6 separate regions of the Mus musculus genome follow, and regions 2, 3, 4, 5 and 6 are each linked to region 1. Evidence: chromatin loops called from intact Hi-C (ENCODE). Cell type or tissue: left cerebral cortex. All regions are shown on one strand.

The links. Hi-C counts contacts between places; a loop is a spot of excess contacts. Peaks named below come from ENCODE experiments on the same cell type or tissue, not always from the same donor. Only the 100,000 strongest peaks of a DNase experiment are listed, where the experiment ranks them.
Region 2: it touches region 1 in a loop (2.9-fold over the local background); 4 of 42 quality-filtered maps call a loop at or near these places.
Region 3: it touches region 1 in a loop (3-fold over the local background); 4 of 42 quality-filtered maps call a loop at or near these places.
Region 4: it touches region 1 in a loop (4-fold over the local background); 2 of 42 quality-filtered maps call a loop at or near these places.
Region 5: it touches region 1 in a loop (5-fold over the local background); 4 of 42 quality-filtered maps call a loop at or near these places.
Region 6: it touches region 1 in a loop (4-fold over the local background); 2 of 42 quality-filtered maps call a loop at or near these places.

What each region holds. Positions count from the first base shown.
Region 1 is chr6:77,977,551-77,981,550 of GRCm38, forward strand. It overlaps Ctnna2 (catenin (cadherin associated protein), alpha 2), which reads right to left and starts at 2,117. Exons shown (of 20, transcript NM_001109764.1): 1 at 1,870-2,117. In left cerebral cortex, a CTCF peak has its summit at 2,122; DNase peaks (open chromatin) are centred at 805, 1,185, 1,552, 2,220 and 1 more place; H3K4me3 peaks cover 2,860 bases; H3K27ac peaks cover 1,760 bases.
Region 2 is chr6:77,860,888-77,864,887 of GRCm38, forward strand. All of the region lies in intron 2 of Ctnna2 (catenin (cadherin associated protein), alpha 2), which reads right to left. Among named protein-coding and RNA genes, the nearest start is that of Ctnna2, 120 kb to the right of the region's middle. In left cerebral cortex, no CTCF peak of the experiment used is centred here; DNase peaks (open chromatin) are centred at 2,112, 2,651 and 3,986; H3K27ac peaks cover 1,477 bases.
Region 3 is chr6:77,648,217-77,652,216 of GRCm38, forward strand. The region is part of intron 5 of Ctnna2 (catenin (cadherin associated protein), alpha 2); the gene reads right to left. Among named protein-coding and RNA genes, the nearest start is that of Gm38837, 45 kb to the left of the region's middle. In left cerebral cortex, a CTCF peak has its summit at 2,070 (motif pointing right); a DNase peak (open chromatin) is centred at 2,077.
Region 4 is chr6:78,326,326-78,330,325 of GRCm38, forward strand. No RefSeq gene overlaps it. Among named protein-coding and RNA genes, the nearest start is that of Reg3b, 43 kb to the right of the region's middle. In left cerebral cortex, a CTCF peak has its summit at 1,677 (motif pointing left); a DNase peak (open chromatin) is centred at 1,648.
Region 5 is chr6:77,872,008-77,876,007 of GRCm38, forward strand. The region is part of intron 2 of Ctnna2 (catenin (cadherin associated protein), alpha 2); the gene reads right to left. Among named protein-coding and RNA genes, the nearest start is that of Ctnna2, 110 kb to the right of the region's middle. In left cerebral cortex, a CTCF peak has its summit at 1,543 (motif pointing left); a DNase peak (open chromatin) is centred at 1,368.
Region 6 is chr6:77,845,370-77,849,369 of GRCm38, forward strand. It overlaps Ctnna2 (catenin (cadherin associated protein), alpha 2), which reads right to left. Exons shown (of 20, transcript NM_001109764.1): 3 at 109-215. The coding sequence starts at 210. Among named protein-coding and RNA genes, the nearest start is that of Ctnna2, 130 kb to the right of the region's middle. In left cerebral cortex, no CTCF peak of the experiment used is centred here; DNase peaks (open chromatin) are centred at 2,464, 2,950 and 3,587; H3K27ac peaks cover 769 bases.

The DNA of each region.
Region 1 (4,000 bases):
GTGAAAGAGAGAGGCTTCCCTTGTTTGCTAATATCATATACTTTCCAAATATGAATCCACATGGCCATCAGTATCAGTCGTTTAGGCAGGTCGGCACTCTGTCACTTTCGAAGGCAATTCTCTTCATCTCAACTCCTACTTTACAGTCACATAAAATGCAAAAGTGCCTATTACACTGCTGGAAAGTCATCAAAATTTCAACAAGAGGAATAAATCCACGACTTTCTCCATGCTATAGTTATTGACTGCAACTTCAGTGAATCCAGCTTTGGATCCCTCTATACATGCTACCTATACAAGAAAATTAACTATGGTAAAGTTAAGGCTGGGGGTGGAGTAATCATTCGGAAGAATCTCAATGGGGCAAACTAAGTCTTTGATTTTTCAGCTTATTTTTATGCACACAATCAGAGCCCCCGAGACGTTATACTGAAGCAGCATGGCTGTGCCACCATGTATAAGTTAAGCTTTTCAGAAACATTTGCAAACAGAAAAACTGCCATGCCATTCTTGATGAAGACTGAAATGTACTGAAGTGACGCTGAAGACAGCAATGTGAAACACAAGATTCAGTGCAAGCAACTGATGCAAAACTGACCGAAAATTTAAAATTCTCAGGAACAATCTTCCCAGAGCTAATTCAACTTTCCCATTAGTGTAAACACATCTAGGAATAAGTACACAGAACATTTTCCCCCCAAAATGTCAAGATTTCTATAAGGCGGCTGAGCATGACTGAGGGTGCCTGTGCTGTATCCTACCACACAGCTAAAGCTATCAAAATGATATGTTTACAAAACGGCAAAGGAGAGCCTCATTCTTCAATAGCTGGCTAGCCATTCTCATTTTCTTGAAGTTAACCAGGGATGAACAAAAAGTGTTATCTTTCTATTTCTTCAAAGCAAGTTCTCCGGGTGTTTTGCATACCAAGCAAAACACAATGTGTAATGCACCGGTATTAAAGTTGAGAGAGTTTCTGTCTGTGAAGTAGTGACGGAGCCAAGGACACACAGGTTCAAGTCCAAGCTGAATATTAGGCGGGTGGTTTGAAAACATCAATCCAGAAAGGCCTAGAGGAAGGGATTCAGGCTTCCACTGTTGCCAACCTTCCTCACCCCTCCCCTCTTTTCTTTCTTGTTCCCTTCCAGGCTTCTCTTTCCTTGTGGTTTCTCATGGAGACGACAATCACAGCAGAAAAGCCTGGGTTTTAAATTAGTGTGATACACACTGGGAATGTGTAATCCCAGGGGGAAAAAAAGAAAGGAAGAAACTGTTGAAGAGGGGAGTGGGGGACGGTTGGAAACATATCTAAGTGACAACCTCCCCACCCCCACCCTTTATAGCACACATCCATAGATTGTTCCTGGACTCTATTCCTTCCAGTTTCCAGTACTCTGTCCAACTTGACCCTTAATCTTGACAATGTAAAGAACTGCAGGGCATCCTTTGCGCGAGCGTGCCTCTCTTGGTACAGGAAACCAATTTTCAAGAAACCCCCGAATCCGGACAGTTGTACCAGGCAAGGATGCTCCCACCATCCCACCCTCAGGGAAGGGGGTGAGGATAAGAAAAGGAGGGGTGATAAAGAGAAGATAGATAAAAGGTATGCAAAGATGAGCTGAAGGGTGAGTGGCTGAAAGGAAGACAGGGAAGAAAGAAAGGGTGGGAAGGAAGTAGGGCTGGGTGAGAGAAGAAAGGGATGAAAGAAAGGCTGGAAAGGAGAAAGGAGCGGAGAGGAGAGAGGGATGTTGGGAAAGATGAGGGCGGGAGGGCTGGAGAGCGGGAGGGAGGGGAGGACGAAGAGGATGGGAGGGAGGCAGGAAGGGAGGGAGGCAGGCAAGGATGGAGGATGCTCTGCCCGGGACTCACCTCTGTGGGTCGGTGGGAGTTTCTCGCCTCCTCCTCCTCGTCCTCTGTCTGCAGCAGCTGGCGCGGAATGACAGAAGCTGCTGGAGAGGCGGCGGTGGGGACTAGGGCAGCTGCTGCAGCTGCTTCTGGCCGAGGTGCGGTGCCGCCCGCTCCGCCCGGGTCTCCGCCTCACTCAGGGCTGCCAGCAAAGCCGCTCCCCCCTCCCCCCGCCCGCCCCGCGTCCTGCCCAAGCGAGCGGCAGCGGCCCGGATCGCCGCTAGGGGAGGTGGCCAGTGCGCACGCGCGGCCGCTCACTTGCTTGCTCGTTCGCTCGTGCCCGCGACTCGCCCGGGCTGCTAAAGGATGGGCACGCGGGCGCGCCGCCCGGGAGCGCCGCCCGGGAGCGCCGGAGGGGAGGGACTGGAGAAAGGAGCCACAGAGGGCGCAGGTGCCGTCTCCATGGCAATGGCGTTACCCTCTGGGCGGGGACCAGGAGCTGTTGCGGGCCCTGCAGGGAGGGGCTGGACTCCAGAATGATCTGCATAGGGGATGGAGGACAGATGGGGTTCCACACTCAGAAAGACCTTACCACGTGGCAGCAGGAGGCCAGGGCCCGGTGCAGCCCAGGTGGACCTGTAGCCCCGAATGCCAGAGAGCCTGAAAGAGGATGGAACTGTTAGAGAAATCAGGGCTGTGTCTGTTAAACAAACCTCCGTGAAAGCAATTTCCGTGAAAGACATTGTAGTTATCTGTATTAAGCACTCTAGGCATGTTGAAGTATCCAAAATATTTAAGGTCACTCTCTGCTTCATAGGGGTTACATGAGTTGGGAACATGACTAGAGACATGAGTGCCTTGCCAGCCAGAAGTACTGGGAGCTTAGTGATGGGGTCTAACTGCGAGATTTGCTTAGAGGCAAAAACAGTACACCAGTACACCGCTATATACAGGAAGAAGCATAAGTTACAATTGTCTTTGTTCGATCACAGTGCCGATTGACAACTTTGGCTTTGTCTGTACTACATCAAAGCGGAAAAAGTGGAAGAAAGCTTCTGGCAACTTGGAATACAGCCTACACTTTATTCCATCTGGATTCCTGGTTCACTGGATCTTTTGTTCATGTTATACTTAAATGACCCTGTATCACTGGATACATGCATTGCTAATGCCCTTTTATCCTTGGCTCTGTCGCGGTATTTTCATCCACTGTTGCTCCCAAATGGAACGTTTTCAGTTGTTAGGAAATTACATGGAACACAAGTGTCTCACTATCTCTAGACTAACTCTCTATGCTCCTCTTCTTTCTTCCCCAATGTATCCTTGACTGTGTTTTCCTTTCCTATAACCGCTGATCACATTTAAAACGTCTAGGGGAAAAGTGGACAATATCATAAAATGCAGGCTAAACGATGATTTTTAAACACCTTTATCACACAATTGTGCTTCAGGACCACGGACAGTAGCACCGCAGGCCGGCCAGCTTTCTTTCCTCAGTGTTTTCTTTGCTCTCAGCCTATAGAAACTGAAGAAATACTCAGGGGTGGGGAAGGGGGATAGTAAACAAATAAACAAAATAGACGGGCTAGTTAGCTAAATAAATAAAATATACATATCACTTAAAGCATTTGTGCTATAATATATGACCCCCATGAACTGGAGGAGACTGGCTGCTGGCCTTCAACTAGAGTTTGAAAAAAAGCATTGGTTTAGAGTAAGCACTTGCAAGATCTTGTATTGTGGAACTAACAAGAGTCTGGCTGCTGAAGTGCTTCTATAAAAGCAGAGAAACCCTATATCAGAGCTACATGGCGCTATCCAGGAAGCAATGGGCACCTTAAACTCTGAATATTCCCAGAATAAGGACTCAACAGTTCCAGTTAAATGAGGGGAATACTCAAAGGGCTGATTTTTTCCCCTGATATTATTACTCAGAATTTTTTGCTTTTGTTTTTTGTTTTGTTTTGTTTTGTTTTGTTTTGTTTTGTTTTGTTTTGTTTTGTTTAAGACAAGGTTTAACTGGCCTAAAACTCTCTGAAGACCAGACTGGTCTGAAACTCAGAAATCCAAGATCCGTTTGCCTCTGCCTCCCAAGTGCTGGGATAGAAGACTTGTGTCACCACTGTCCACATATTACTGTGATATTTTTCCACTT
Region 2 (4,000 bases), 120 kb before region 1:
ATAATAACAAAATACAAAAATGAAGATATTTAATTAAGACCTATATTAAACAACAAAATGGTTATGAGACTACTTCATTAGCACATAATACCTTGCATTTTGAAGTAAGTCCAAGAGGATTATCATATTGTATTTTAAAAGTCAATGTTAAATCCACAGATGTGATGGTGACTTAATAAGGATTTAGGTTGCAGAAACGGATAGGAATAAAATTTAAACCTAATACCCCCGATCCATGAAGTTTCTCCTGGCCAAAAGTAGCTTGTTTACTGAATATAAACACATAAAACTTCTCTGAACAATGGCAGCTATAATAAGTGGCAACTAGCTTTTCTGAATGGGGCTAGCATTGACCCTTCCCATTGATTGACAGTATTGGAAAGGTTACAACACATTATAACAATTATATTTGCTTAGCAGTATTTTACAATAAGGATTGATATTTCAACATCAGCAGTGCTAGCATGTGTGCTCACTGCTAAATTACCTTATTAATCTTGAGAGTCTTGTGTTTAGGAGAGATGCAAACTATAAAGTATGTTTCCATCTGGTCATCTGCAGCATTTCTGTTAGTGTGTAGGAACCTAAAGGCGCCTCGAGAGATCTGCTTCTGCTTCGTTGCATTTAAGAAACGTACGCTTCAGCTGTGCTGTGCTTTTTGAGGTAGTCAACACTTCCCAATAAATTCACAATATTTATATTCTGCAACAACACTGACGACTGCACATCATCGACCAGGCTGATTATCCTTTGTAATAGCTGCACACGTTGTCACCAAATCCTGGTGTTCTAGATTTGATCCGGAGTTCGGGAATTTCCTGAGTAACTTGCACAGAAGACAGCCATGCAGCAACACTAGCCGGAGCTCCGGGGTCTCCCCTGAGCAGCAGCCCCACCAACAGTTTTAGGCTCTACCTTAAGGGGTCTCTTCAGACAGCAAGGCCAATGAGACAGGATCCCAGTTTTAATGAACAGAACTAAAGCTCAAAGATTTAGACTCACTAATCTGAGGGTTAATAGAGTTCGATCCAAAATTGTTCAAAATATGTCTTCCCAGTATACTTCTCCAAATATAACCACAACTTCTTCCCAGAGAGTTAAGTCTTGGGGGAAAAAAGCAGAACACGCCCAAAAATGAGCTTCTCAAAAATAGGTGATTCCAAGACACTCAAAGTTACTTAAGGTTACTGAAAGTTTGTTTAGAAGTCCTAAATTTTTACCTTGTTAAAAGTAGGCTAGGTTCTTTAAAATAAAGATTTATTCATTTTCATTCAGTATTTATGATTGTCTGCCTGGAATTATATGCATCATGTGTGGACAGTTTCTGCAGTATCCAGCAGAGGGGGGGCAGATCATGTGAAATGGAAGTTACAGATGGTTGGGAGCCACTACATGAGTACTAGGAACTGAGTCTTTGTGCTTGCCAAGAGAAGCAAGAACTAAGGGGCCCTTTCTCCTGCCCCTAGAGAAGGCTAGACTCTCCTAGCACCAATCTCTCGGTATTACCATAATTATACAAGGGAAAACCTGGTAGGTCAGATCTAATGTAGAAGGCATTTGTTTCATACAAGATCAAAAAAATAATCTTCAACAGATAACTCATGTGGATATCATATCCACATTCTTAGGTGAGAAAAGTCACCTCAGAGGACACACCTGCAAATGTATCAGCTTATGTTTCGACTTTTACCTATGAAACAATTATCTCTTGCATAAAAAATATCTTATTCCTTAATCTCTACAACATATCCTTTCTTGCTTATGACATTACTTTATAGAAATATACTCTTCCTTGTCTCTTCAACCTTTTTCTGGCTCTTAACAAACAGTGAGAAAGTCTTATCTGAGTAAGACTAAATGTGTGTGTGTGTGTGTGTGTGTGTGTGTGTGTGTGTGTAAGCGCAGACACACACACACACACACACACACTCATGAATGCACACAGGCACAAACATATATAAGATACACACTCTTCTTTCTATTCCTCTCTTGACACTCTGCTTTCTCTTCAGAGCCTACCTCCCAAGCAGCTAGTGTTATCCTATCACTTCCTTACTGCCTACTCATGTTACCGCCCACCACAATCTGGCTTCTGCCCTCCATTCCAACAAAATTAGCCTTGCAAAGTTACATTCGATCCCCTAGACACTTGATTCAATGGGCCCAATGTGACGTGCCAGCTCATACACTAAAATCAGATTGCTGTGGAGATTATCATGGTCCCTCGGGATGGATGATAGGCAAATTCATGCCGCATTCCATATTTTTACAGTATGAACTCATTTTGTTATATATAGATGTATATTTTGATGCAGAGCATACATTTGCATAGAGAAAAGTCTGGAAAGATGTATCAAATTTGAACAGTAGTTATTCAGGGTGATGGGATTTTGGGTGACAAATTATATACATAATTATATATTTCTACCATATATATTCATGCTACTTATGTAACGATTGCATAGTCCTTATCTAAATAAAAATAAATCTATATTAAAATATCATGGGCCCCCTTTTCGTTCTTGTCTTATTTGCCCTCACAGCAATGTTTTGACAATTTCGTTCTATCCTTAGTTTCAAGGACACCATATTCTCTTGGTATTCCTCCACCTTCTTAGCATATGGTTCACAATTCTCTTTGAGACCTCATTTTCTTTATCTGTCTCCTTAAACCTACCACTCCACACTCCATCACTGCCCATCTCTCATACCTCATTTTCAGATAGTCTCTGGCTTATCTCCTTCCTGTTCATAGATTACCTGATGTTGAAATTTCCCAAACTTCTGTCACTATACTTAGGACTCCTTTCTTGTCTCTAGCCTCATATTTTAACCATTGGCTACATTTCCAAGTGCTTAAAATGATTTCATTTCCCACAAAGTTGTGTCCAAATCTTATGATTACACTTCAGTGGTTATATTTACGTTTTAAATGAAAATGTGATAAAAATAGAACCGCTGTCTGTCTTTGATTCCTTTTTCTCACTTCCTACAGCAAAAAGCCAGTCATCTACAACAAGTTCTATGTCCACCTATATCTAGCATAGCCCTAACTCCACATCCCCATTCTCATGTATTAATTAAATATTTCACCATTTCTTCTTAATTGAAACAATTTCTTGGTTGCTGGCATCATGTTATTCTTATCTATTTTGCCTCCTTCCACTATTCTTCAGGAAAAGTAGATATCTTAAGTTACAAATTATAATATGTTGTATTAATTAAAAAGCCTGATAACCATTATTGCCTAAATATATAGTTGAAGATATTTTAGCTGTCCCCTAGGAAAGATTCTTCATTCATTTCTCATTTACCTTACATCTTCTGTCTTCCTAAACTCCATACCTTCTAGTGGCTCTGCAAACATCTCTTGATCTTCCCTGCCTCTGAGCCATCTTTCATCAGCCTTGCATAAAAAATATACTCCTGTTTCTTTACTTGTTTTTTTTTTTCCTTACCCTTCGAGCCACTGAATCTGCTCATTTCAGGACCTGTCCTGTATTTTCTTTGCTCACAGAGAACATCATGCTTCCCCAATGGGGACATAAATCATGGCTTATGTTAGTTGTTCATTCTGTTGACTTTTCCATACTTAAATCCCAAGATCAATATGCACAGGTCTATGTACTTAATTTGTTTGTGATTTGCAGAAAAGCAAATGGTTGGAAGAAAAGTATATTCCAAGATCAGGCATTAATGGGAGGGTATCAAAGTCCAATCACTTGAACAGACTTACCCACAATAGATTACATGGAACTTCTTCTCAAGTAGCATAAGGCACAGAGATTCATCTGAGAGTATTTGACTAACACTAATCCTGTCAACTTATGGAGCTCAAATTAAAAAAAAAAAAAATCCCTGGAGGGTGGGGTGGAGAGTGGAGAGCAAATCTCAAAACTTGACTTAGAGCCATGTCTACTGAAAACCATGACATTTTCTAAGTAGTAATCTCTCTATGGAAACATCATGCTCTAAGGCAGTTCACAATGCATAAAGAGGT
Region 3 (4,000 bases), 330 kb before region 1:
AGGAATTGTCCAACCTCTCAGAGCCTCTGTGACTTTACCACATTTTAGAGGCTTGCCTGGCATTTGCTCAAGATCACTCAATTTTCCAATAATTACAAATTGGGGTATAAAGCAGAAGATGAGGTTGGGTGTTCCTGAAAAATGAATCCACTCTATTTCATAATTAGTGAACTACTGACAGAGAACCATGAACAGGAATCTCAGAGAGGCCAACTCCCTCTCTGTTCTTGTAAATTACTAGGGCAGGAAAGGAATCTATATCTGGAAAGGAAGAACGTCAACACATTTGGCACATGGCCTAAAAGCAAAGTGGAATGCTTGAGGTAAATCAGCCATTAGCAGGTAACACTGCAGGGGGTTGCTGGTATTCCATAGTTTTAAGCCAACCAAGGAATGGAATTACTTAACTCTGATGAGAAAACCCCATTACGGCTCCAGTGGGGACTGTCCTATAGGCTCCTGTGTTAGAACATTTGCTTCCCAGTTAACAGTAGTGCATTGGAAGATGGTGGCACAATTAGAAGGTAGGCCTTTATTGGAAGAAGTGGTCACTAAGGAGTGGGCATGAGGTTTTATAGCTTGTCCCATATTCCTATTAGTCATGTATTTCCTGTTCTAAGATATGAGGCCAAGCGATCCTATGACAGCTACGCACACTTGTTACTATGGAGTCACCTGTGGCCATACCTTTCCCTCCATGGTGGGCTAGATCCCTTGAAACTGTTAGGCAAATATCTCCTTCAGCCTTAAGTGGCTTCTTGCCAGTCATTTGGTATAATCATCATCGTCATCGTCATCGTCATCATCATCAACAACAACAATAAAGCAAGAAACAAAGAACTTAGTGGTTTTTTTCTCGCCTTATTTGTATTACCATATGCTAAAGAGACTTGTATATTTGGAAAAGAAAAGTGAAAAGGAACCAGATAGGTTATAACCAGCTGCATTAGCACATGTAAATGCTGGTGTGTGTGTGTGTGTGTGTGTGTGTGTGTGTGTGTGTGTGTTGTTGTTGTTGTTGTTGTTGTTGTTGTTTTCCATTTTTTCCTTTGCTATTGCTTGAGAATTGTGGACATGCTTACAGTGCACTTTATCAAGTCCTCTCCCCCCAAACTATTTTTTTTTTCTGATTTCATGGGCCCTTTATTAAAACTCAGAGTCCACGTAGTGTATATGGGCATAGGACAACCTACTGGACTGGATGGCTGCATCCTTGAAGAAAACGGATGCTCTCTCCCCTAGCGCCATTCCACTGTAAAATCTCTGGAGCGGGGTGTGGGACTTTATGCTCCCCACTTCAATTCTGGGATTTTGGCTAGTTAATCTTGTGCATGCACTTTTGTTTTTAATATATTTTTATTGAGTCTTTGAGAATCCCAGCACTTGGAAGGCAGAGGCAGGTGGATCTCAGAGTTCGAGGCCAGCCTGTACTACAGAGTGAGTTTCAGGACAGCCAGAGCTACACAGAGAAACCCTGTCTCAAAACAAACAAACAAACAAACAAAACAAGACAAACAAAACAAAACCAAAAACCAAAAACCAAAACAACCCAAAAAAAGAGAATCTCATACATACTTAGAAACAATTCTATCATTTCCACTTGTGACTCCTCCCTCGGCATCTGCCCTGACCTCCTTCACCATGTCCTCCCATTCCCATGGCCTCTGGTTTTAAACAACATAGTCTACCTAGTGCCTCCTGCTTGATTGTGGTTTCACATGGGCAATCTACCAGGGTCTGCATCTGAAGAAAGCTGCCTTGCTCTCCTTCAGCAACCATTAGACAATAGCTTCTCACGTTTTTCATCTTAAGTTTATAAAATAAATAGGTATATGTAATATTTCCAGAGGCTATGCTTTTCACTAACAACATTACTCAGGGAAACCCCAAACATGCCATGTTTATTTAGAGCGACTTTTGTTTGTATATGCCAGTTTTGGCAGGGGCTTTGTCTTCAAAGGGTAGTTCTACGCAATGACATCAGGACTGATAGGAACTCAAGATGGGACACAACCCTTCACCCCAAGTCAGTGCTACCTCCCGAAAACGCGGTTCCAGATGTGTCCACAAGATGGCAACATTCCACCTTTTCTGTTGCTGCTGTCTGAGAACAAATGCATTATCTAGTCTAGGATCACTTTTAATTTTACTACCGACAGTATGACAGGCCTACTTAATGTTGCTGGGATGACCTTTGCATGATTTTGTGCTAAATCCTTTTCTTTCACCTCCCTCAATCTGGTGTGTGGAGGACAAAACACAACTGACATTACAAAGGGGCTGCAGAAGTATTAGTTAACAGCACTGGACAAAAGAGCAGGTGAGAGGAGAAACGGAGGGAGGGAGGGAGGGAGGGAGGGAGGGAGGGAGGGAGGGAGGAAGGGAGGAAGAGAGGAAGAGAGGAAGGGAGGAAGAGAGGAAGGTAGAGTAGGGGAGGGGGAGAGGGAAGGAGAGGAGGGGAGGGGGAGAGGAAGAGAGAGGGAGGGAGAAAGAGGGAGGGGGAGGAAGAGGAGAGAGAAATTGAGAGACCTGATCACAGAGAGTATCTGGTGTTGTAGACAGATGGACAGTACTATAGAGATGGTCAACTGGGCCAAACGCAGAAAATTGAAACCCGTTGATACACTTGCAACCTCTATACTGAAACCTCAGGGGACACAAAGAAAAGGTCAGAAGACCAGAGGCAGCATTCCTGCTGGATAACTTCCAGAGAGGAAAGATTATGGGAGCCAGAGGACCAGGTAAGGACATCTGCATTGAGAGAGTGTCTAACAGGGAAGTGGTACCCTGAAAATCTCAAAACTATGATTGCCTCAACAAGACCTGCATCTGACAATGACAACCCCTGTGTGTGCGTGGGGGGGGGGGGGGGGATTCAAAAGATCCTGACCTCAGGTGAAGACATTCAGGCAAGTGTAGTTGTTGGGGGAAATTGGTGTTCTGCATGGACTAGCATGCTGATAGTATAGCCAAATGATCAGTCGTAAACACACCTGCATATAAACAGCACTAAATGAACTCAGTAAGCTGTCTGTCTGTCTCTCAATCTATCCACACACACATATATAAAACACTAATAATTAAAAAAGAAATGGTCTTAAATTTGAAAAGCCAGGAGAGAACATCATTGCTTACAATAAAAAAAGGGGATTCATTGTTAATTTAGGGTCAGTCCCATTGGCCCACTGTTCAAAAGGACTTCCTAGAGAAAAAAATACTTTCCATCAAATGTTGCCTTTAATGTCTGAGTAACATGTAAAGATCTTAAAACTTTTTTCTCCAGTATAGTTGAGTGCAATTACTAGTATTACAAAAGATGCATTAAGCAGAAAGAGGTTGGCTAGAGCCAGCCAGCACTGCAGCCTAGGAAAGCCCCAGGGACCTCCCCAAGGAGAAGAAAGCAACATTCCTGCCAAAAAGACATCGAGCTGAAAGAACACTCTTGGCCTAAAACACGTTAGTTTGAATTCAATGCCCAGACAGTTTCTCTTAACATTGTTTTGTTTGTTTGTTTGTTTTTGTTTTTGTTTTGTTTGTTTTGTTTTTTCCCCTAAATCTTTTTGGAAAAGGTAAAGTTCTTTCTTGCGCTGTGAACCTCACGCAGTTTGCAACAGTCTTCCTTGGCATTTGAGGGCATATTCTTTGAGAAAAATTTAATAACACCCCCCTCCCCAAAGCACATTCCATTTTGGGTCCTTTGCCTTCCCAGGGACGTGCTGGAAAACATAAGATGTGACACCCATCTTTAGGGTTAGTTCACAGAGTTCAAGGAAAAAATCAGTATTTGAGAGGTAGTAAAAGCTTGGGGAAGTTTGCCCATAAACTAGGAACCATGAGCTTTATTCTGGGATCTAGTCTAGAAAACACTCTCACAGGTAATACTTAGGCCTTATAAGGCATCCTGATCCCTCCACCTGAACAAATAGGAAACAGATGAGGTGAATGAGCACCCACTACTCATGTCCTGTATCACTTCTCCAATCACAACATGCCCTTTTGA
Region 4 (4,000 bases), 350 kb after region 1:
CTAAGTATCTACTAATCAGACCACTCAGAACTCCCAGAGACTAAGCCACCAAGCAAAGACCATACATAGGCTGGTCTGTGCCCCCTGCATATGTAGCAGAGGACTGCTGTGTCTGGTCGCAGTGGGAAAGGATACACACAATCCTGTAGCACCATGATGCCCCAGGGAAAGGGGATGCTAGTGGGATGAAGTGGGACTGGGTGAGAAGGTGGGAGAGCTCTCAGAGGCAAAAGGGAGGAGGGATGGGATGAAGGACTCATGGAGAAAGGAACAGGAAGGGGGATACATTGGGAATGTAAATAAATAAAATAATAAAAAGATGACATTTAAAAAAATAAAGCAGGACACTTTGTGTGTGACCTAAAGAATCTACTATTAAGTATTTATCCAAGAAAATTGAAACTGTATTGTTACAAAATATTTTTTAAATCAAGTACTTACAGTGATTTTATTCATAGTAACCTGAAAACAGAAACATAAATAATAAATGAATTGTACTATATTTCTAGGCTGTAATATTATTCAGCAATAATAAGAAATACACACATAGGTGAAGAATGAGAATTCTATGCTAATTAAAAGTATCCCTACACATAATAAAATACTTAATTATAAGCCAATTATATTAAACTCCAGACAGGAGAATGTCATTTAAATTGGAAGTAATTATAATAACAGGCATGATTGTGAGAATGGGTGAGAGAATATCTTCAGTGAAGGTAATGCTCTGCATCAGCTTTGTTTTCTTTTTTCATCTTTATGGTCTATATGTTGACTATAAAGCTATAAAAGAATCGGCTTGTTCAACTATGACTTGAGTTGGCATGCTGACAACTGTTAGCCTGAGATATCTTATGGCACATATTTTACATGAAAACCATAAACAAATTTTGCATTCCAGCTACTGAATGCACAGTGAAGTACTTGCACAGATATATCTAATTTACACTGGGCTTTATTAAAATATAATATGGATTAGTCACTAATAGAATTATTCATAGATATATTAATGAAACAACAAGAATAAAGAACTAACCATAGAGCCCAGGCTGTAGGTGTCAATTATTAAATGTTAGAAACATTGTCGATAAATACCCTTATTTGTTATTTCTCTCCCATCTACCATATCTCTATATTTGCTTATTTATTTCTCCTTAGCTCTGTCTATATATCTTTTTGCCACTGATTGGTTTTCTAGAATTATTGATTTATTTTGATATTCTTTTTGAACAGTAAACAGAATATAATCTAGACTGTTCTGAAAATCAGCATGCATAATACTGAATGCTAAAAGAGACAGACAATCTCTAAAACAATTAGGAATTTGGAGGGGAAACTGGAAGAATTAGTTTCCTCCTTGTGCCTTGACAAGCTGGGGAGATACATCTCAAAGAAATTTTTGTTCCAATCTACTCTCAGGCTCAAAGCTCTGTCACTCTATGCCTTCTTTTCTAAACAACACTCCTATGATATAAGGAAACTCTCACTCAAGCTTTTTGGGAGTATTAATTAAACTTGCAGCTTTGAAGACCTGCTCTACTAGTCTCCATTTTGGAGGTGCAGAAATCAACTTCTATAACAGTTCTCATGTCCTTAGGGCTAGTCAACCTTTTGAAAATAAATAGAGAAGTACTCCTTTTCTAATGCACTAGGGAGTTCTGCTGAGAAGCAGTGCCACCAACTGTCTGCTTAGCATTCTTACCAGTTGATAATGTTGTACTTGTTTGTCTGGATGTAAAAATAAAAAAAAATGGGAAGATGAAGATATGAGTGTAGAACAGAAAGAAACAATCCACAAATTTATGAACAAATGTCTATCTGTCCTTTTTGTGTTCTGCAGCCAATTAATGTACCTCTAGCAAGTACAGAAGGAGTATAGGGCAGGGAAATGGAGAAGGACAGAAAGGGGAAGAGGAAGGGAAAAAGGAGAGGGAGAAGGAGAGGGAGAGGGGAAGGGAGAAGGGCAAGGACAAGGAGAGGGAAAGGAGAGGTGGAGAAGGAAAGAACCAGGGGAGAAGGAGAGGACCAGGGGAGAGGGAGAGGGAAAGGAAGAGGGATAGGGACAGGGACAGGGGCAGGGACAGAGACAGGGACAGGGACAGGGACAGGGGCAGGGACAGGGACAGGGACAGGGACAGGGACAGGGACAGGGACAGGGACAAGGAGAATGAAATAAGATTTCTTAGGTTCAACAATTATAAGTGAAGTTGAGGACACAAAGTGTCCATTCTACTGCATCCCTAGCTGGTAAACAGACATTCTACAAATTATAGCATGAAAGAACACATGGACTGATAAAATTCATCAATAAATATATCAGCTCAGTGTCTTCATGCTCCTGTGACAAAGTCCCATAGAGAAGACATAATAGCTTGTAAACAATGGGCATTCATATGCACGCACACACACACACACACACACACACACACACACACACACACACACACTTTTTTTTACATGTTTGGAGGCAGAAAGTCTGAGATCTGGGCGCCAGCATGATCTGACTCTGATGATGCCATCTTTCTGACTGTAAACTGTCATCTCCTCATTGTGTTGTTGCAGTGCAGAAAAATACTGTGAGAATGCTGAGGTTTCTTTTGAGAAGGCATTGATTTTATTTATAAGTCTCTTTCCTTATCACACAACTGCCCTCTGCAGAGTGCACCTCCTAATACCACTGCTTTAGAAGTTAGAATGTGAACATATCAAATATATAATATATAAACATTCAATCCATAAATAGAGAGAATAATAGAGAGAATAATAGAGAGAAAGAGGAGATAAAAGGAGTTAAAAAAGAGGAAGAATAGGAGGATGAGGTTAAAAAAAAAGGAAGGGAACAAGAAAGGAAGGCAAAGGAAAATATTTAAAAATATTATGATGCCCTAAGCACAATCTCATTCCTAGTTAATTTCTCAGCTTCTCCATCTGCTCTGTAAGCAAGAACTCAAGGATCCAGGGAGAGTTTGATGAGGTCACACTCACCCCTGCCCCTCACTGCATTGTAACATCACTGCTGATATGACCCTATACCATGACAGACCTGATGGCTCTAATTAGGGAATGCTTAAGGCCAACTGTTCTTACAGTCTCTGCAAGATGACTGACTCCCTTGCTCTTTCAAGGGTCAAAAGCCATCTGCCTGCGGGCTAAATGCAATCCTCTGGACAGGTTCGGTTGGTGTCACATATTTACTGGCTATTGTTACCATCTCTGTTTTACACAAAGCTTGAGCCAATCCTTTGTATTGTCCACCTGATGTCTTGAGATGTTTGAATTTATAATTCTGTTTTGGTGGCAGGTTTAAATGGGAAGCAGCAGGCATTGACTCTTCATTCTCAGATAGTGAAAACTCCAATTATCAGATCACTGTTCTAGGGATGGATGTAGCTTCCCTCTCTCCTTGCCTAGCTAATAGGGCTGAGCAAATTCAGCATTTAATTTCTTGACATATATGACACTATGACAGACAATTAAATCATTCCTTTTTCTTTTTAATTTGTATGTGTATGTGTGTGTGAGAGAGAGTAAGACACACACACACACACACACACACACACAGAGAGAGAGAGAGAGAGAGAGAGAGAGAGAGAGAGAGAGAGAGAGAGAGAGAGAGATTGGTGTGTGTGTAATATATGTTCACAAATGTGAGTCGGTTGTGTCCCCATATACTCTGTGGAAGCAGAGAGTCTCTCAGTGAATCTGGTGCCAGGCAAAACATCAGAGAACTCTGACATTCCTCTTGTCTTCATTCTCAAGTACATTAGAATTACAAACATACAAACATGCATACCGCCATACAAGGATTTTTACATGGGTGCTTGAGATTTGAACTTAGTTCTTCATGCTTGCAGAGAAAACATTCAGCTGCAGAGAACTTTCTCTAGGCTCTTACCCTGTTTTTAAACAAAACCCATAACAATAGCACTGCATAGTCAAACAATCTGGACCTAATGTCTATCACAGAGGCTGTCTTCCACAGACACTGTTCTTCAGATGA
Region 5 (4,000 bases), 110 kb before region 1:
TCTTCAACCAACCTATCAAACAAACAAAGAAACAAACACACACACACACACACACACACACACACACACACACAAAATGGTTCAAATGTAATTTGGAATTCATTCATAATGAGCCCAAGACAGATTAGTTCAGTTAGCTAGTGAAGCCCTAATTTGTTTCCTTTTACTCAATATTTTTTTTAAAAATTAGGTGAAGCTCTTTGAGGTAAGGTTTCCTGGTCTCAAAATCATGATATTCCTGCTTCAGCCTACTGAGTGCCAGGATGGTAGGGTGCACCTACATGGTTGGCCTCAATTCAGTTTGTTGTTTAAAAGTGATAAACTGATATCAGCTTGTATTTTAATGAAAAAAAATATTTGAAAATGGGAAGCAGTTATTTAATATTAAATGCTTATAGTCTAAGAATGTAAATAATTTTCCCAGTGACTGTATTAGATCTCAAAAGTACATGCTGAAGGCATGTACTATCCTAAGCCTATAAGCCATTTTGTGTCAACTTCATGCAAATTCCTAAAATATTTTATTTCAAAATATAAGCTCATCAGCAAGTCCTTAGAAAGACCAATGCTATTTACTGTTCAGGTCCCAATGCTGCCACTGAAAGCTCTTTGTGGGCTCCTTGCCTCTGTATGTGTGAATGTTCCTGTCTACAAGGCTACCCCTAGCCTCACAGGAAATTCAATAGTCACAATGGCTTAAAAGATGGGTGAGTATCCATGTATCAGAAATGTCAAGTGACCATAAAAGGCTAAAATGGCTTATTCTCCTCCCAAATTCTAGAGGATATGGCATTATTAGCCCCAAATAATAAAACAAAACAAAACAACAACAACAAAAAAACCCAACTAAACAAAAAGGGAAACACAAAACTTGTCATTGCAGCAACAAAAATGATGCTAGTTTATGATTCATGAGCATATATCAGATGCAATCACCTTCCGGAAGGCTTATTTTAGTTATTTCCTAACAAAAATCATCGAGTGAAAAAAATTGCAAAATTGTTTGCTGAACACTCATGTCAATTATTGATGAGTTATCACATCTATGGTCAGTTAAAAAAAACTACACTCTGAAAGAATAATGCTTTCTCATTAATTGTTTTTCTTCTATGAGTCAAGACACTGTCTTTTGGCCTTGGGTGTGAGTGAGTATGGGAATAAAAATCCAATGCAGAGACAGCCCTTGAAAATCTCCATCATGGTCCCCAGACACTCCTCCCAGCCTCTATATGAAGAACTGGAAATGAAGAACTACCAAGGTCACCAGAATGGCTTGCAATAGGAAATGTCTGTTTCTGAGTCACTGTAAATAGTCCTCTACCTAAAAGAGGCTGAGAACACCTTAAACAGAAATAGCCTGGAATGCGGAGGTGTTTGTTTCGCATTTAGGTTGCTATAACTAGAGCACTGACTACAACATAATGTCTTTTTACCCACTATCATTTTATTGCTTTTTCTTTTTCCCCTAAGGGAAAAAAAGTTGCTATCTGTAATTCCAGATCTAATTGACAACACCCTCTTCTGGCCTCCACAGGTAATGCATACATGTGCAGACATACATGTAGGCAAACACTCAAAATGAAAATGTAAGACATGTTTAAAGTATATCCTTCAGATTTTAGCTTTACTCTAGGTCCTATTCAGTACCTGATTCCATTCCAAAGTATCACATTATGTTTACAGTTCATGTCTCTTAAAAAGCAGTTCTAGCATGTGAGTGTCTTACTATTCCATTATTTTTGGGTAACCTTAACCTAGTTGAGAGGTGCTGCTGAAGGTTGTAGTATACCTCTGGTATGAGACCAGTCTGATGTTTTCTCTTCACCAAACTGGAGCTATAGAGGATAGAGACAGGACTCCAAGGTTAAGAACTCTGACTGAGCATGAAGAGGACCCTGGTTCAATCATCAGTACCCATATGGTGGCTCAAAATATTCTGTAACTCCAGTTTTAGGGGATCAAATTATACCTTCTGTTCTCTGAGGGCACCAGGCATGTATATGGTACACATATAGGCAACACACTCATGCATATAGATGATAGATATAATAGATTAGATAGATAGATAGATAGATAGATAGATAGATAGATAGATAGATAGATAGATGGATGGATGGATGGATGGATGGACGGACAAATAGATGATAGATAACCTGGGTGTGCTGGAGCTAGAGAGATTGCTCAGTTGCTAAGGATGCTCCAACTCAACCACAAAACTTTCGAAACAAAATGTATCCTGTTTATAAAAATGCAAGAAAACTCATGCATGGAGAAGAAACTGCATGAATGAATGACCAATGACCCACCCACTCCACCCCACCCCCATCACAAATATATGTAGCAGATATGCAGCTTGGTCCTCATGTGGGTCCCAAACGGAAAAGCTGTTGCCTGTCTGTAGAATATGTTGTTTTAGATGCTATGTCTGGCATCCGTGGGAGAGGATGGACTAAGCACTGAAGAGACCTGATGTGCCCAGGTGAGGTCTGGGGGTGGGGTGAGAGGGTCCACCCTATCAGAGAAGTGGAAGAATGAAGGATTATGGGAGGAGGTTGCCAGGAGGAGGGACAGTGAACATAATGTAAAATGAATAAGAAAAAGAAAAAAAGAAAAAGGATTCTCTCTGGTCTTGCAGAGAACCAGAATCTACTTCACAAGATCCAACTTGGGCAGTTCAGTAATCTCTAACTCTAGGAGATCCAACACACACTGCTGGCCTCCATGATTAGTGACCAGTGTGTGTACATACCCCATAGAAAACCTAATAAAAATGAAATAAATCCTAAAAATAACTATAGATGTTTCTTAGAGGAAAACTGTGGGCATAAAGTACAACTGTCAGAATCACATGAACTGTCAAAATGACTTGTACCATAGACATTAAATGGCAGTGTACAGTGGGTATTGGAAGGGTACAACCACTGGATCTTTGATCTATCCTTAATCTCTTTGTTTGGTTGGTTGGTTGGTTTGGTTTTGGTTTTTCAAGGCAGGGTGTCTCTGTATAGCCCTGGCTGTCCTGGAACTCACTCTGTAGACCAGGCTGGCTTCGAACTCAGAAATCTGCCTGCCTCTGCCTCCCAAGTGTTGTGATTAAAGGCGCTCGCCACCACACTCGGCTTATCCTCACTCTTCTTAAGCTAGTAAGTTTCACTACATAAACTAAACATTTCCTTGATTGACAAATTTGTTCTCCATCTGTACCTACTTATTTAATCATATTCTTATGTCAGTAAGCATATCTGAAGCAACATTTCAGGCTACGACTCCAAACCATTTCTTAGAACTTTTCCATTTTAACCAGTTTTACCCACAGGAAACTCTCTCAGCTGGCTTATTTCAAGAAAGCCACCTTGACACACATTTCATGTGTGATCTCCTTCCAAAAATGGCAAAATTGTTGAGACTGTGGTAGCAAACTCCTGTCTCTACCTTGAGACAGGTGTTTCTCTAAGATATCTTGGTTCCTTTTAGAGAAGAGCATTAGAAAATCACGTTTTGGGTACTAGATTATTGATCACTGTTACTTGATCTTCTCGGTTATTAGATGTCTGAGAAATATGCCTATACACCAATGTGTGACAATACATGTATCTATACATATTTCTATACCTGTACCTTCATTAAGCTAACCGGGAGCTCATATAGATTCAAATCCATCTATCAGTCTGTCTAAACTGGTAATAAGAACACATGTTCCACTATGTTCATAGCAGCCTTATTTATAATAGCCAGAAGCTGGAAAGAACCCAGATGTCCCTCAACAGAAGAATGGATACAGAAAATGTGGTACATTTACACAGTGGAGTACTACTCAGCTATTAAAAACAATGGATTTGTGAAATTCTTGGACAAATGGATGTATCTGGAGGATATCATCCTTAGTGAGGTAACCCAATCACAAAAGAAGTCATTAGATATGCACTCACTCAGAAGTAGATATTAGCCCAGAAACATAGAACACCCAAGATACAATTTGCAAAACAAAAGAAAATCAAGA
Region 6 (4,000 bases), 130 kb before region 1:
GTGTATCTTCTTTAAAAACTTCAACAATCTTGAGAGGATCATGGAACTCACCAATAAAAACAACAACAACAATAACAACAAAACATACATAGTAAAAAAGCCCCTTACCTGTGTCACAAGTGGCTCCAATAGTCTTTCCACTGTGAGTGTCCGGATTTCCAAACTTTTGGGATCCCATTTTAAAATAATAGGTGAAGTTGCCGAAGTCATGCTCCCTGCAGGAATATATGGAATCCATTAGAAAAAATATTCAAGGACATATGTCATGACCATGAATTTCAAAAGGAGCTCATCGCCCAATTCTAGAAGATGTTTGAAGACTGCTTTCGGTCTACCCCATAAAAGTCAGAGATGGAAAACCTGGGTCAGTGCTGTTGTGAAATTCTTAGATCTGAGATATTTTGGAAGGTCCGTTATCATTCTAGTATATATCAGGACGTTACAGAGAGGACCTATAGGAATATAATGTTATAACTCAAACCAGAATTTGGCTCAAGCCACAATATCTGCAGCAGATATTCACTCACAAACACTAGTAGATGGCCTACCCTAGACATGTTTGTGACTCTCTGTATAAAATGCTTCCAGGTATTAATATTTCTTCCTTTGCTCTAGCTTGCCTTCTACTGCCATGGCTACATGCAACAACCAAAGACAACTTGAGAAGGAAAGTGTTTATTTCATCATACATGATATAAAGCCCATCATCAGGAGAAGTCGAGGAAGGAATGTAAGGTGTGACCTTGAAGAAGAATCTACAGCTTACTATCTTGCTCCTGCTTTATTCTTACTAGGTTTCTTATATAGCCCAAGATCACCTATCTGACAATGGCAACGAACACCTACAATGGAATAGACTTTCTCACATCTATTTGAAAAATAATAATAATAATCAAGAAAATGCTCCAGAGACATGACCAAGGGATCTTATCTGATTGGGACAAGTGTTCAATGAAGATTCCTTCATTCCAGGGTGTCAAGGTGACAAAGAAGATTAACTACTGCACATGGGGAAGTGAGATGACATCAAAGGAAACGTTAATAGGCAAATATCCTATTTCTCACTCATTTCCTGCTTGTTTCATGGGAATCAGAGAACCTGGCTTCAGTCTTCTTATGAAAAAACCTCCATCTTAGGGAGTTATCCATTCTTCTGTCTCATGGGTTATGACTTCTTTCTTCAAAGCATCTATCATTCTGTCTGTCTCTGGTTCTGGGACTTCAATCCTCTCCATCACCCATGCCACGTTATTGTCTATGTCTGTCTTTCCAAGGCATGAATAACAATTCTAATAAACTCCTTACCCCGAACAATGTGTGTCAGTGTCCCTCTCAAACCCACATCCAAGAAATTTCAGAACCCTAATATTACAGAAACATTCATTCAGTTAGTGTTTTGCATATATTCATCTGCTATCTTCAGACTAAGGCTTGAATCTTGACCTCATGCAACTTATGCTTTGAAACTGAAGATAGTTAAATCAGAGAACAGTTATGTCTTGGTGAGACAAATGTTCTTAGGAATACAAATGGAACTGGGAGAATTGAGAAAGCAACATTATAGCCAGTGGAAAGACATACAAAGAAAATTTGTGCATCAAAGTATATTCCTTATGATCATTAGATTCATGACCCCAGGGGATTACAAGACCATTTGGCCATTTTCTTGTTAACTCAAGCCTTAGAATATCATACACCTTGGGGCAATAGTTTCCATCACTTAAAAATAGAAAAAGTATTTTTAAACGTGGTACTCGTGGCTAAACATTACCAGCTAACTTCAGAATCAAGTTACTTGGAAATGTTAACTACCCCACAGCATGAATGCCTTCCATGTCTATTTGTCTCACCTAAGAACAACTAATACAGAGGTAGCCTCCTTAGTTTCAAATAGGTCAAAGCAAAATATGACTCTGCCCTCAAAAAATAAATTATACATTCCATCTGGGGTATGTTACTCATCAAGAAATTGCTGAATACATTCTGACATTTAAACACCAGGCAGGCGACCTTAGATTGTAGAAACTGAATATGAATTATTTGCCTTAACACCATCATAAATCAAATTGTTCATGGCTGCTCTCTTCTTGGGAATCAATGTCCCCACCAAATTCCATACTTATAAATCAATACAGGTGATTATTCCTACTCAAATTAACAATGCAAAGAAGGTCTACCACAATAGGCACCGTGACAAAAATACTTCTTCACCAGTCCTCCCCCATACATCCTACAGCTAGGTAATCATTCAGTAAAAAGACCCAACCAATTTGCTCAGGAAAATAAGAAAAGGCAAAAAACACAGCATGCTGGTATTTTATATCTCTCCAAATGCCATGTTCTAAATAAACCGAGCACAGCAATCCAAGTACACAGATTTAGAATTGGGTTCCTCTACAACAACATAGTTGGCACTCACATGCTACTGGTGCTTAGAAACCTACAGGCACTTTACAATTTCCCCATTCACACTAGCAACTGCTACAGGCAGTGCTGACAGGCAGGGAATTCTGCAGCTGGGCATGGAGCTTCTGCTATAGAGTCGGTATGGATGCCAGAAGCTTCCTGCATATGTTTTGATAGCTTTTTCTTGCACTGATATTGTTACCAAACTTGGGGGTGTAGCCTGTGCCACAAAAAGCCAAGTTCAGCCATCTGTCCTCAAGAAGCCAATCAAACATCCAAGATAATAGTAAAGAGCAGAAATTAAAAAATGGTGACTTGATCAACTTGGCCATGTTATAAAGAGGAACAAAGAGAGGCTAAATTGTAGAGGATCAGGGATATCTACATCTAAGCAGTTCAGGTCAAGGTGTGCTCCTATAGGCTTTTGTCCATCATTTTCTGGACCACTTTACAGACTGAGGCAGAAGTCCAGACAATGATGGACAAAGGTAGGTGAGTGATGCTGACTCAAAAAAGAAACAAGGTGTATAATGAGGTGGAGAGATGACTCAGAGATTGAGTGTTTACTGCTCTTGCAGAGGAACAAGATTCAGTTCCCAATACTGACATCAGGCATCCTACCACAGCTTAACATTCCAGTTCCAGGGAATGTGCTGCCCCAAAACCTCCATGGGATCCTGGCCTCATGCATTACATATAAACAAATGCAGCTGTACAAATATTCACATTAGAATGACACACTAATTATCTCTCTCTTGATAGATAGGCAGATAGATAGATAGATGATAGATAGATAGATAGATAGATAGATAGATAGAAAGAAAGATAGATAGATAGATAGATAGATAGATAATAGATAGATAGATAGATAGATAGATAGACAGACAGACAGATAGATGACAGGCAAAGTTGCTCTCTAGCCTCAATATGCATGTGCACACACATATGAACATGTGCACATACCCTCCCATACATACCCTCTGATCCACACAAACTAGAGAATTTCATTTATAAATGAAATTGAAATGAGATGGGCAGGATAGTTATATAAGTGAGCAGATCAAGAGAGGCACAGAGTCCTTTCAGAGTGTTCCAATATAGAACTTCATAAAGTAACACACAGGGAAAAAAATACTGGGGTGAGAACCAAAAATGCTGGCACAGTCACCTCAGATCCACTGATCTGGCTTCAAATAGAAAAAAAGAAAAGCTTCTTAGGAGAATGCCAAGCTTTCTGTGAGCCAAGAAGCTGAGTTAGTCACAGCCCAGTCCTGAAGGTCACAGGAATATTCTTTTTCTAAACATAAAAGAAGTACTTGTCAAATCACTCAATGTATCCCCTTGGGAATAAACCTCAATCATTTCTCTGCTACATAGGCCATATTCAGTGACAGAAAAGAGAAGTTTGCATGTGATGGATTTGTTAAAAAGGAACCTTGAATGCTGATTTTCCCAAGCTTGCTGTCATTGCTACAGTGGTTAGAGTTGAAACCTACTCCTCGCTGTCCTTACAAGCTGGAAGCAACCACCTGTCCTCAAAGGGCCAATTAAATCACAGGTTACAGAGAAAGTGTAAAAGATGTTCTCAATGTGA